2 separate regions of the Homo sapiens genome follow, and region 2 is linked to region 1. The links are chromatin contacts, found by Hi-C or POLR2A ChIA-PET in ENCODE. All regions are on one chromosome and are shown on one strand. Each heading gives the region's core, a stretch centred on a gene start or an enhancer-like site at or near the end of the contact. The rest is flanking DNA. Distances are from core to core; before and after follow the strand shown. Region 1 holds the start of TIMP3 (TIMP metallopeptidase inhibitor 3). Region 2 overlaps SYN3 (synapsin III).

The links. A loop is a pair of places that touch in the nucleus more often than their neighbours do. ChIA-PET counts read pairs that join two places held with the same protein, here RNA polymerase II (POLR2A). Pooled maps may share reads with other maps.
Region 2: a loop to region 1 is called in a map of heart right ventricle, with 10 times the contacts of the local background. The contact joins the enhancer-like site here to the promoter of TIMP3 in region 1. A Hi-C loop is called at or near these places in 29 of 168 maps with a recorded cell type or tissue (GM12878, Right ventricle myocardium inferior, Right ventricle myocardium superior and 13 more) and 20 of 50 pooled maps. POLR2A ChIA-PET finds 5 or more read pairs at or near these places in 4 of 52 experiments (AG04449, AG04450, MCF 10A and 1 more).

The regions. Positions count from the first base shown.
Region 1 is chr22:32,799,331-32,805,121 of GRCh38, forward strand. It overlaps TIMP3 (TIMP metallopeptidase inhibitor 3), which reads left to right and starts at 2,375. Exons shown (of 5, transcript NM_000362.5): 1 at 2,375-2,792. The coding sequence starts at 2,672. The region is part of intron 6 of SYN3 (synapsin III); the gene reads right to left.
Region 2 is chr22:32,848,183-32,853,973 of GRCh38, forward strand. The region is part of intron 6 of SYN3 (synapsin III); the gene reads right to left. TIMP3 (TIMP metallopeptidase inhibitor 3) reads left to right here. Exons shown (of 5, transcript NM_000362.5): 2 at 1,270-1,352. Among named protein-coding and RNA genes, the nearest start is that of TIMP3, 49 kb to the left of the region's middle. Within about 2 kb of position 2,834, at least 19 of the 41 ENCODE cell types and tissues checked have a DNase peak (open chromatin) inside an H3K27ac peak, as active enhancers do; they include ascending aorta, gastrocnemius medialis, heart left ventricle and 4 more, where a contact is called at or near this core.

The sequences.
Region 1 (5,791 bases), core at 1,125-3,624:
AGAAGAAATTAACCAAAAGGTAATTTCGTTACTTTTCAGCTGGAAAAAAGATCAGATTATACTTGTGCTTTCATAATTAAGTAGCTGCTGGAAAAAAACGCTTCAGATGCTTTCTATGAGAAAACTGCTGCTTGAAGTTCAGCAGAAGTTATCTACTTGATACTTATATTCCAGGCAAGGCCTTCCGTTGGAGAAAATATCGGCACTTTGGACAAAACTGAAATGTGAAAAGAAAGGGAAGAGAGGGCCTCTATCATGTAAGATGCTTATCCAAAGTGGATTTGGTCTGGAAAGTCTTCTAAAACCTTCCACATGACTGTGGAATAAGTCATGTGGGGCGCGGGGATAAGCGAATCTCTCAAATTCCACCACGTATGCCCTCATTCAACCTGGATCCTTAGAGTGGCCTCCAGGGCACTCTGCTCAGGACTCAGTCAGCTGTTGGCCACACCCATGCTCTCCAGTCTCCTGAGACCCTATTTGGTTCTGAGAGGGCTAAAAAGCAGTGTGGCTAAATATCCCAGGCCTCAAAGTATTCCTACTGTGGTTGGGGAAGCAATAGAATCATACCCCATAAAACAATGAAAACAGTGCTAGAAAAACATCGAGAGACAGAAACATCTCTACGAGTTAGGCCACAGTTAGAGTGAAGGCAGGGAAGGTTTTTAAAGCTGGGTGGAGGGGACAAGTCAAAAAGATGTGGAAACTGGTTTCCCTTTCCTATGGCTAAAGTGCTCAAAGGGGAAAAAGGAGTTTCAAAAATGTTCTTGGAAATACCATCTCTCACGAATTCTTCGGCCTCTGCTGTCCCAATGTCACTTGTCTGAGATGTAAACAGAGGAGTTCTGAGAAAGAAGCTGAACTTGCATTTCTCCCTGTTTCTATTTGTTCCAAACTTGTGGCATTTCTAACAGGATGAAGCGGAAGAGAAAGGGAAAGAGACAAAAGTGTAGAAAGATGGAAGATCCCAGCTGCAAATGGCCATTTGCAGTTAGATGGAACAGCTGCTGACGTTCAGGGAAATGCATGTCTCTCTTCAGATGGGAAGGAGCAGTGGAAAGGGGTGACGAGTTCCTGGCTGGCCACCAATCATCCCATCTTTCTGTGCCGGTTCCTCATCTGGAAAGTGGGAGTGATACTTGTGCTTGCTTTTCCTACCCACAAAGATTATTGTGAGAGCTATAATACGGTGAGATACAGAATCCTGCTTTTAAAAATACAAAGCAGAATCAAGATGTCAATAATAAGGATAGTAATTGTGTTAGTTATCTGCAATCATCTATTATAGCTAGTCGTCTAGGATCCTGGATCGTTCTCCTGGTTTTACTACAGTTTTGGATCAGCTCACCCCCAAATCCCTTGCTGAAGGGTGGAGCTCTGTCAGCCATGGGCAGGGAACCACTTCCTCTTGCCTTTCTACTTTCTGTCTTTCAAACATGCCCAGGGTCTTTGCACTTGCTGTTCCCCCTGCCTGGTACCTCTCTCCTGTGGCTTGCCCCAGAGCTGATCCTTGTCTTTGTCCACTTCTCAGCGAGGATGGCACTTCAGGGAGCCCTTCCCTTACTATCGCAGAGAGAGCAGGCCCTCCCCAGTCATGTCCAACCCAGAACTCTGTTTTGTTTTCTTCATAGCCCTAGCATCACAGAAAATCACCCTGTGCATTCATGGATGTCCACGGGGGCAAGGGCTTTGTGTTGCTTAACCCAGCATCCTGAACCGTGTTTGTTGAATGAATACAGAACCCCGTTTGCTCTGGGAGAGCACAGAAAACAGTCTTCTATCATATATCATAGCCAGCTGCAAACAGCAGATGGCTTCCCATATCCCAGAGAGTAAGAACCAGAGAGAGAGAGAAAGAGAGAGAGTTTGGGTCTTTCTCCTCTGTGCCTGCTCTCTCCAGAGAAACTGGAGGGGTAGCAGTTAGCATTCCCCCGCTGGTTCCACCAAGCACAGTCAAGGTCTCTAGGACATGGCCACCCCTCACCTGTGGAAGCGGTCCTGCTGGGGTGGGTGGGTGTTAGTTGGTTCTGGTTTGGGTCAGAGACACCCAGTGGCCCAGGTGGGCGTGGGGCCAGGGCGCAGACGAGAAGGGGCACGAGGGCTCCGCTCCGAGGACCCAGCGGCAAGCACCGGTCCCGGGCGCGCCCCAGCCCACCCACTCGCGTGCCCACGGCGGCATTATTCCCTATAAGGATCTGAACGATCCGGGGGCGGCCCCGCCCCGTTACCCCTTGCCCCCGGCCCCGCCCCCTTTTTGGAGGGCCGATGAGGTAATGCGGCTCTGCCATTGGTCTGAGGGGGCGGGCCCCAACAGCCCGAGGCGGGGTCCCCGGGGGCCCAGCGCTATATCACTCGGCCGCCCAGGCAGCGGCGCAGAGCGGGCAGCAGGCAGGCGGCGGGCGCTCAGACGGCTTCTCCTCCTCCTCTTGCTCCTCCAGCTCCTGCTCCTTCGCCGGGAGGCCGCCCGCCGAGTCCTGCGCCAGCGCCGAGGCAGCCTCGCTGCGCCCCATCCCGTCCCGCCGGGCACTCGGAGGGCAGCGCGCCGGAGGCCAAGGTTGCCCCGCACGGCCCGGCGGGCGAGCGAGCTCGGGCTGCAGCAGCCCCGCCGGCGGCGCGCACGGCAACTTTGGAGAGGCGAGCAGCAGCCCCGGCAGCGGCGGCAGCAGCGGCAATGACCCCTTGGCTCGGGCTCATCGTGCTCCTGGGCAGCTGGAGCCTGGGGGACTGGGGCGCCGAGGCGTGCACATGCTCGCCCAGCCACCCCCAGGACGCCTTCTGCAACTCCGACATCGGTAAGCGCTCCTGGTGCCCCGCCCGAGCCCCACGCTGCAGCCAGGACTGCAGCGCTGCTTAGGGAGGCAGGGCGAGCCCCACTCCTTTCCTCTGCCCCAGGAGAGGGGCAGACGGGGTTGGGGCGGAGTGGAGAAACTCGATGTCCTTGGGCGGGGGCGCTGGCATAGCTGAGAGGGGAAGATGCCCTGCAGAGGAAACTCACAGTGGCTGAGGGAGCCCCTGGCCGCCTTTGCTTTCCTAACTTAGGTCGTGAGGTTCCTACCGGTCCTTTTGACATCTGGAAAATGTCCCCATTCACTACTAACGGAGGAAGGGCTAGAAGAGAAGGGTGGGGAAAGGGTTCCCAAAACTTGGAATGCTAACTAAAGTGCTGGGAAATTGAATAGTTAAAAAAAAAAAAAAAAGTTGCCCGCCATGTGCACGGAAAGTTGCAGGAGAAACTTGGAGTACTCCGAGTCTGCATCATCTCCTGCGCCTATGAAATTCATTCTTTTCACTGAGACCCAACCCAGCTGCAGGCTTCCCAGGCAAGCGCTAACCGAGCTTCTGGGACTGCCAAGTTTGGGTGGATTTAAGGGGGAAAATGAGGAGAAAGCTGTGGCATTGACCCACGCCCTGGAGGCACTGTGTTTGAGAGTGTTGATAGCCAGCAGAAGGTGCGAGGGGTCACTCACCACATAGCTGTGAAAATTCACAGGAAGGCTATTTTTTTCCCCCTTGAATGTGTGTGGGGAGGGGGAGAATGGGTAGTGGAAAACAGATTTGTCACCAAAAGAACAAACCTGCCAAGGGTCACATCACGGTGACAGTTCCAGACTGGACTTAGTGTCTTGAGTAGAGAGACCCTGTAAAGAGACCTCCTACTCCTTAGTGTGTATGGAGGGCCCCGAGAGCATCCTGGGAGGCTTGTCTGGGAGTGTTTGGGACACTTGTGTTTGGATGGCTAAAGGTGGAGTGGCATCTGGGAAACATCTCTCTCCTCCTTTCCAGCCCATAAAGCGTGCAAGTCCAGTGGCTCTGCTGGGAGAGTGTGTGTGTGTGCACTGGGCTGGGCTGGGCGGTGGGGTGGGACAGCCTTGCCGCCCTCTGCCTGTGTCGATTCAGAGGTGAAGAATGGAGCGTGTGTGTTTTAAGTACAGTCATAAAGGAGAAGGAAATTTTCCACTGAGTCTTGGGTGAGGGACTCTACCAGCGTGTTGTGGTGAGGAGGGGGAGGAGGTAGGAGCTTGGCAGGGGAGGCAGTGAGGGCCGGGAGGGGCACTGCTGGTGGGCTGGGCTGAGCCTAGAGGTCAGAGTGGGGGTGTGGTGACCAGAATGTCAGTGCAGTTGGCAGCTGAGGGTGTTTGTGTGACCTGAGGTCACCCTTGTAAGAGGCTCCCTGGGGCCTGCATGGTACATCCTCCCCTCTCCTGGGGGAACCCAGCTGGCCCAGGATTTGTGGATTGCTTAGAAAGATCCTTTTGGGCAGCCTGAAGACTGGGGAGGGTTTTCCTCCCTCCTCCACCTCCACCCACATTCCACTTACCCTTTCCCTCCTCATCCCAGTTGGTAACATTCCCACCTGATTAGTGTGGGGAGTTGCTGCTGCAGCTGAGTTCTGGTTTTGCCCAGCAGGATCACACACGTGCGGCCAGGAGGCTGGCAGGTGGAATCAGGGTGTGCAGGGGTGCAGCCCAAGTCCTTTTCTGCTGGAAAATGGGCTGGGTGACTTCACTTGCGTTTTTTTGGTATGTAGTGGGAGTAGGTCCCCATTCTTCCCCCTTGCCCTTTGCTTTGGGGTTTCTACCCTAAAAATTGACCACGGAAAAGTGAAAACAAGCATGAGTAGATCCTGCTTCCAATGGGGGCCTTCCCGTCTGCTTACTGCTTAGGTTTCCTGCGGTGGGTCTGAGCAATGCAGAAAGTTTCTTACAATTTCTCTGGATTGAAACAAGAAATAGCTCCCTCGCTCCTCTTCATAAATTTCTCAGAGAAAATCTAAGTTACCAGGAAGTAGCCAAAGACCAGGAGATTGTGGAATCAAAAAGAAAAAAAGAAACAAAAAATCTTCGATGCTCTGGCACGGATCCCAAATTGTTCTGCCTGGGTTTGGTGAGCTGCACTAGTGGCAGGGATGAGCTAATGCTTTTAAAATGGGAGGTGTGGGTGTGAGCTGCTTGCCTGCCGACCTCCCTCGCCTTGCACAGCACCCTGCTGGCGTCCAGTACTTGGCTCCCAAGTTTCATTGCTCAGAGCCTTTCTGGTTTCCAGTCTGGGTTGAAACTGTCTATTCTCGCCCTCAAACAAATATGAAGGAGCTCCCCATTCCTTGGGACCCACACAACCCCACCAGTCAACTTTGTAGCCCCCTAAAGGTGTTCACATCAGCCCATCAACTTCCTGTTTTAAAACCATCATGGTGGTTTTCTCTTCATGGCTTGGTGCCATGTTGGCCTAGCAAAAGGCACAGGAGGCCTGGCCTGGTCCTCTCCGGGGGGCTGCCCGATGGCCTTTCCTCCTGTCTCTGCTCATCCACAGGTGTCTCTTTTTGTCTTTTTTCCCCAAAGTCCTAGGGCCTGGCATGGCATTCTGGGGGAGGAGGAGTTAAAAGGTGTTTCTATGGCAACTCCAGGCCCTGCACCCTATGGAAGTGTTTAGGAGAAGAATAAACTACATGCCGGCTTATAAGACACACTGTGGGGGAAAGAAAGGGACTTGGCAGCAGGCAGGATGTCTGTGGTCCCCCTCCCTGGCCAGTCATTGCCCCTGAAACTCCTGACAAAACCTTGACTCTAGAAGAGGAATGGGAGGGGGCTGGAGATGAAGAAGGCGGCCTCGGCCCGGGCAAATCTGCCCTGGCAGCTCTGTCCAGCTCAGGAAGGGGTGGGCTGTGCCAAGGGCTTTCTGAAAATGTGCGTGTGTGCGTGTGTGTGTGTGTGCGCGTGTGTGGCTTCTGCAAAGGTGGCTGGCAGGGCTGAGGGGGGTTGCAGCAGAGAAAGAGAATTTTGCTTCAGAATGC
Region 2 (5,791 bases), core at 1,584-4,083, 49 kb after region 1:
TCTGTTCCCAGTGCATGTGGTAAATGCCTCTCTTTCAGCCCTCAACCCACTGGGTGTAATTACTTTTGTATTCATAGTTAACTAGTATCTACTGGGTAAATCCTTTCTGCCAGACATTGTAGTGGGAAATTTCATAAGATCTTTCGTTCAATCCTGATTCCAATTCCCTGATGTAAAGAGAGTTATACCCTCTTTATAGATGAGAAAATTGAGGCTCAGAAAGAGGAAGTGGTTTCACTTCTTGGTCTGTTACCTTATCTAGATCATGTGGATGCTAATACTGCCCTTGTAAGACAGTTAAGAGCAGTAAATAAGTGAAATGTACATGGCACATAGTAGGTGTGCAATAAATGGGAGCTGTTTTCATTGGAACAGCCCTTCCATGGTTAGCCCATTTCATTTTTGGTGATGATAATGATGATGATATTAATAATATTTGTCTAGTGCAAACTATGTCCAAGACAGTATCAAGAGTTTCACATTTGTCATCTTGACTAATCCCTTCAGTTCAAGAGATTAGTATCATTATGATTCCTGTTTTATAGAAGAGGAGGCCAGAAACAAAGTTACTTACTTGCATACAGTCGCAATAGCCATAAACAGCAGAGCTGAGATTGGAACAGTTCTGTCTGGCTCCTGAGCCCCGACTCCCAATTGCTCCTTCTTCTAACCACATCCCCATAGAGCTCAGACTCTATTGCATCCCTTGCTATCTAAGCACTGGATACCAAGGGCTCAATCAGAATGCTAACTGGGGGCACTGTGGGAAGCTAGGGTGCACCACAACCCTGTAGACATGTCAAGATGTGGTGAATTAATGCATGCAAAGGAAGAGCCCCAAATGAGGTGGTTAGAAAGGGGTCCTAGTGGAAAGAGAACAGATCTGGGAGACCATGGCATTGTCAGATGGACAAGGGAGGGGGGACAATGGCTCTAACAGGAGAAGTAGGTTTTGGATTATGGTAAAGTCACAAAGTCAAGAAAATCCTCAGGGTCGGCGGGGGTTGACTATAGCCTTGGAAGTTCTGGAGCTGGCAATTGTGAATATTTGGGGTAATTAACTTGAATGGTGGCTGTTTCTTTTTCCTCCAACCTCCCTCTCACCCCAGGGAATTCCCACTCTTGTAAACACAATCATCTATTCCAGTTGGCTCCAAGGTAAGAGTGCAATTCCAGGCTCCACAGAGGCTAGCGTGCCCGCCCTGAGATGCTGTTCCTGATGTGGTTCAGGCCTTCCTAACCTCTTATTGTCTCCTTCTGTCTCTGCAGTGATCCGGGCCAAGGTGGTGGGGAAGAAGCTGGTAAAGGAGGGGCCCTTCGGCACGCTGGTCTACACCATCAAGCAGATGAAGGTAGGTAATGTCATCACCCTGGCTCCGGGAAGGTTTTTGGGTTTTTGCCAGAAGAGTCCTGGCTAAGGGAGGCAAAGTGGGTTGGAACTGGGGTGTGTGTCTAAGCACCAGCCAGACCCAGCCCTTCTGCCTGCTGGAGAGGGAGCTGCTAAGGCTGCATAAAGGGATGGGTAGGGAGGGGGCATGGGGCTGCCTTGTCCAAGAGCCCATGCAGGTGGAGTCACTCCAAGGCACTTGTTAGGAAGCTGAGCTCTGGAGCCAGATGGCAGATAGCCTTGTTAGCTCGTAACCATGAGACCTTGGTCAAGTCACTGCCCCTCTCTGGGCTTTAATCTTCCCAATTGTGAAATGAGGGGGTTGGACTAGATCATCTCTATGAACTCTTCTGAGCTCTGACTATCTGGGACTCAACAGTGCTTACAGGTTTCATGCAGCCACTGAGGTTACAGCTTAGGTTTACAGCCCTCAAATCTTTACATGGAAACTGTGCTGATCACAGGAACCTCATCCCAAGGCAGGAACTTCACCTTCTTTCCCTATTTTCCCAGCTGATTGTCTTCTTGCATCCTAGATAGTTAGCAATGTTTGCTAAGCATATTCTTATCATTAAACATATTACTGAGGATATGAACATCATGAAGTACAGGAAGGAGGTATGCCCTTAAGAAAAAGAACACCAGATTTGAAATCTAGAGAACCTGCCTCCTAGTCTCACCTCTACTCCTAAATAGCCTGCTTACCTTGGGCTTGTCCCTTTTCCTGGGCCGCAGTTTTGCCACCTGTTAACAGTGTGGGGTTGGGCTTGGTGCTCCTAACATCCTCTCTAGCTCAGGCATTCTAAGCACCCTGGGATGCGGGCCATGTTACTTGTAAGGAGGAGCGGGTGGTATACAATGGAAGGGTGTACTGGTGATTGCCTTAGCACAGAAGACTGGGGCTTCACCTTGAATAACTCAGCAACTGGTTCATCACCCCATCTTTGTAAGCACCTCTCTACATGCAGAGCTCCCAGCTAGGAGCCAGGGAGGCCGTGAGGGAGATACAGTTTCCATCTTTAGGAACTAGAGTCAGGTTGGGAGAGAAGAGGCAGGTATGTGTGTGACTCATCAGAAGTTCAATGTGGGGTGTGCTGAGGTCCACAGGAACTGTCCAGCCCTTTAACTTATTGCTCATATTTGCATCCCTAGCAATTAGGGTAGGACCTGGCATGCAAAAGTGACTTGGTGAATGCTTATCTGTCTAATACGGGCATGAGGGTGAGACCCCACAGGCCTGGAAACTCCCCAGAGGAGACAAGCCGCAATGTCCAGGTAGAAGGGAGTGGAGGAGTGACGCAGCCCACGGTGGTACCCAACCATCCCCAAGGCCAACCTCCAGGCTTTCTTATTCCTGTGTCCTGAGGCTGGATGTACTAATTTTGTGGAACCTGTTGCTTTGGATTCAATTTTGCAAACATCCACAGCCTTCTGGTTATGTAATGTCCAGAGTCAGCCCTGGCCAGTTGCCCTTGGCTGCCTAAGCTTGGTCATGAGACCAGCTTATGTCTTCAGACAGCCCTGGGGAGAGAAAAATGGGCAGGGGTGGGGAACCAGCAAGAGCAACAACAACGCAAAAAGCCCACTTTGCAACCTCTGGCAGACAGCGCGGGAATGCCAAAGCATATTAGACCAAAGCAGAGGTTCAGAAAACACACGAACCTGCCTGGTCTGGAACAATCCTCATTACGAGACACTCGGTGGTCAGCAGAGAGCTGAGAGGGAAATAGCTGGGAGGCAGCAGTTCCTAAGCCTGCCTGGTTTCCTTCCTACCATCAGGGCCTGGAGACCAGGGTGACCAGAGGCCCTTCCTGTGGACATAATGTCCCATTCCCCCTTGCTGGTGTCAGACCAGCCACGGGTGGTTGTTTAGAGACCAAACAACACTTGCTAGCCTATCAGCATCAGACACTCCCACTCCCAGGCTGGTGGGCTTAGAAGACACACTCCCACTCCCAGACTGGTGGGCTTAGGCTTTCGGTTCACCATCCTTCGCCTGAGCTCATGAATCATGGTGCTGGGAATTAGATGTAGGATCCCTCGTCTTACTTCTGACAGAGGCGCAAAGGGGAAATGACTTACTCAGAGTCAAGCATTTAACTAAGGGCAGATCTGATCCCCAAGCTGAGGCATCGGAATTTCTTCCCAATCCTGTGTTCTTTATATGACTCCCAAATCTCCCTGCCATCTTAATCATCAGTCACCATCTCATGCCTTTCATTCACTCTGACCCTCCATAGAGGGTATCATGATCCATAGAACTGGTCAGTGCCCTTCTATCCAGAGACACCACTGGAATCTGCTTGTCTCTAGGTACCAGCCTGCAAGTCAGACAAGATACAGGCTAGAAGTAATAGTCCGTCCATCCATCCTCTCGTGCTTCCTTCCCACCCTCTCTCTGTGCTTAGTACTGTACTATGAACTGGGGATACAAAGATAACACTGCTTATAATTATGATAAGACTTGGCATCAGTTAACATTTACTGAGCAATTGCTTAGTGCCAGGCATTCTGCTAGGTCTTTGCATAGATCAGTACTTATACTAACACTGTAAAATAGATAACACCTTGTCCTCTGTTTGACAGGTGAGGCAACTGAGACCTGGGAGGTCATATAACTGTTAAGATTATATGGCCACAAAGTGGCAAACCTGAGCAAAACTACAGGGTCTTTGCCTATAAGGAGATAATACAGTATGGAGCAGCAGGCTGATTCATCATTCCTACCCACTTTGGGGTATATAAATGCCCACTCCATATGTTTTTAGTTCCCAGGGAACAAAAAGAGGTCAGTTTGGGTTTGTTGGTTTATCATCCAGCAGTGTAGGGCTGGACTTGTAATATCCTGCAAAGGGTGTATCAGAAAAATCTTTGTAGGAGGGAAGAGAGAGAGGCCAGAGAGGCAAGCCTGCATGAGTTTTGGCACTGGTCCCTGGGAGACTTTGTTCTAGCAGATTAGACAGTCTACCCTAGAGAGTCAGAAGGGGTGAGCAAGGGCTTCCTTAGAGCAGGACTAAAGGAACTTGGAGAACCTGAGACTCCGAGCCGCCCTGTCTGACCTCTCTCTTCTCTCACTGATGGAAGGCAGGCAGACCTTCTCCCGTCTGCTAACTCTGGAGCCTCTGACCCATCTCTCAGGAACACTTCAGTACACAGAGACCTGCGATATGTGTGTGTGTGTGAGGGAGCAGGGTGTTAGAATGTTGAGAGAGCTTATTGCAATCCCAAACTTGGAAATTAGCTGGGCTGTGGGGTGAAGGTGAAAGTTTCCAGAACTGGCTGCTCTAAGCTGTGGGGACCTTATCTCCCATCAGGACCATGAGAAACCGATCCACTGTGCCAGGAGTTATTGTTTATGTAGCGGAGACATGCTCTCCAGCTGGCTGCAGGGGACAGAACGTGGGGGACATTATGTCCCAGCTGGTCCTGGGAGGGTCCCATGGGGAGACCCGCTGGTCATGTGCTTTGCATGTCCTGACTGTAGGCAGAGCAGACCTCCAGGGACTTCCTTCCTTTAGTGGTTTGTCTAACCAAATGAGCAATAGCAGGGTCTCGCCTTTGAAGCTCTAGCTGGAAGCATCTTTGACCCCCAGCCCACAGGGAACCATTCTTCTTGCAATGCCCGTGGTTCTTCCTGCCTTAGGACTCTCATCCAGCCCTCTGCAGAGACTGGCTCCATTTCTACATTCTCTGCCTGTCCTGCTAGACAAATTGCTGTATAGAGAAAGATCATGGCCGTGATAGCTCGGTCGGTCTGTAAATAAGAATTTGTGGGTTTAAATGAGTCCGTGATGTACACCAGCATCCAGAACAGTGTTGATCTTTGGTAGGCATGCAAGACATAGTTGGAATCATTGAGGCAACTCATGCTGTCAATGTAGAGTGAAGGCCAGACATTTCATAAGAAATATGCAAATGTCCCCAGACTCAGAAACTTCTTTTTTACTTTATTTGTCCCTTCACTCCAAGGGAAGCTAACATCTTGGAACTTTGTGTAGATGCTACCAAGAAGAAGAAGAGGGGCCCAGAGGCATGCAGAACCCAGCTGAAAAAGAACAACCCACTTATGTCTGAAGTTCTAAACCAGCTTTAACTACTCTTGTTAAGAGCTGAGGAAGGGACTTAGGAGAAAGGGGACCAAACTCATTCCTCCTCTCCTTACGAATTTCAGTATAACTTGTTCTAAGCTAACTTTTATTGAATGTTGTGGGCTGACTGCTATTCTAAGTCATTTGCTTCTCTCAAACACCCTAAGAAGTGCTTTGACCCATTTTACAGATGAAGAAACTGAGACCCAAAGAGGTTAAGTAACTTTCCAAGTGGCGAACACAGGTGGCAGAGAAGATTGAAGATTCAAACTCTGGCTGTCAGCCTCCAAAACCTGAATTTACCACTGATCTCCAT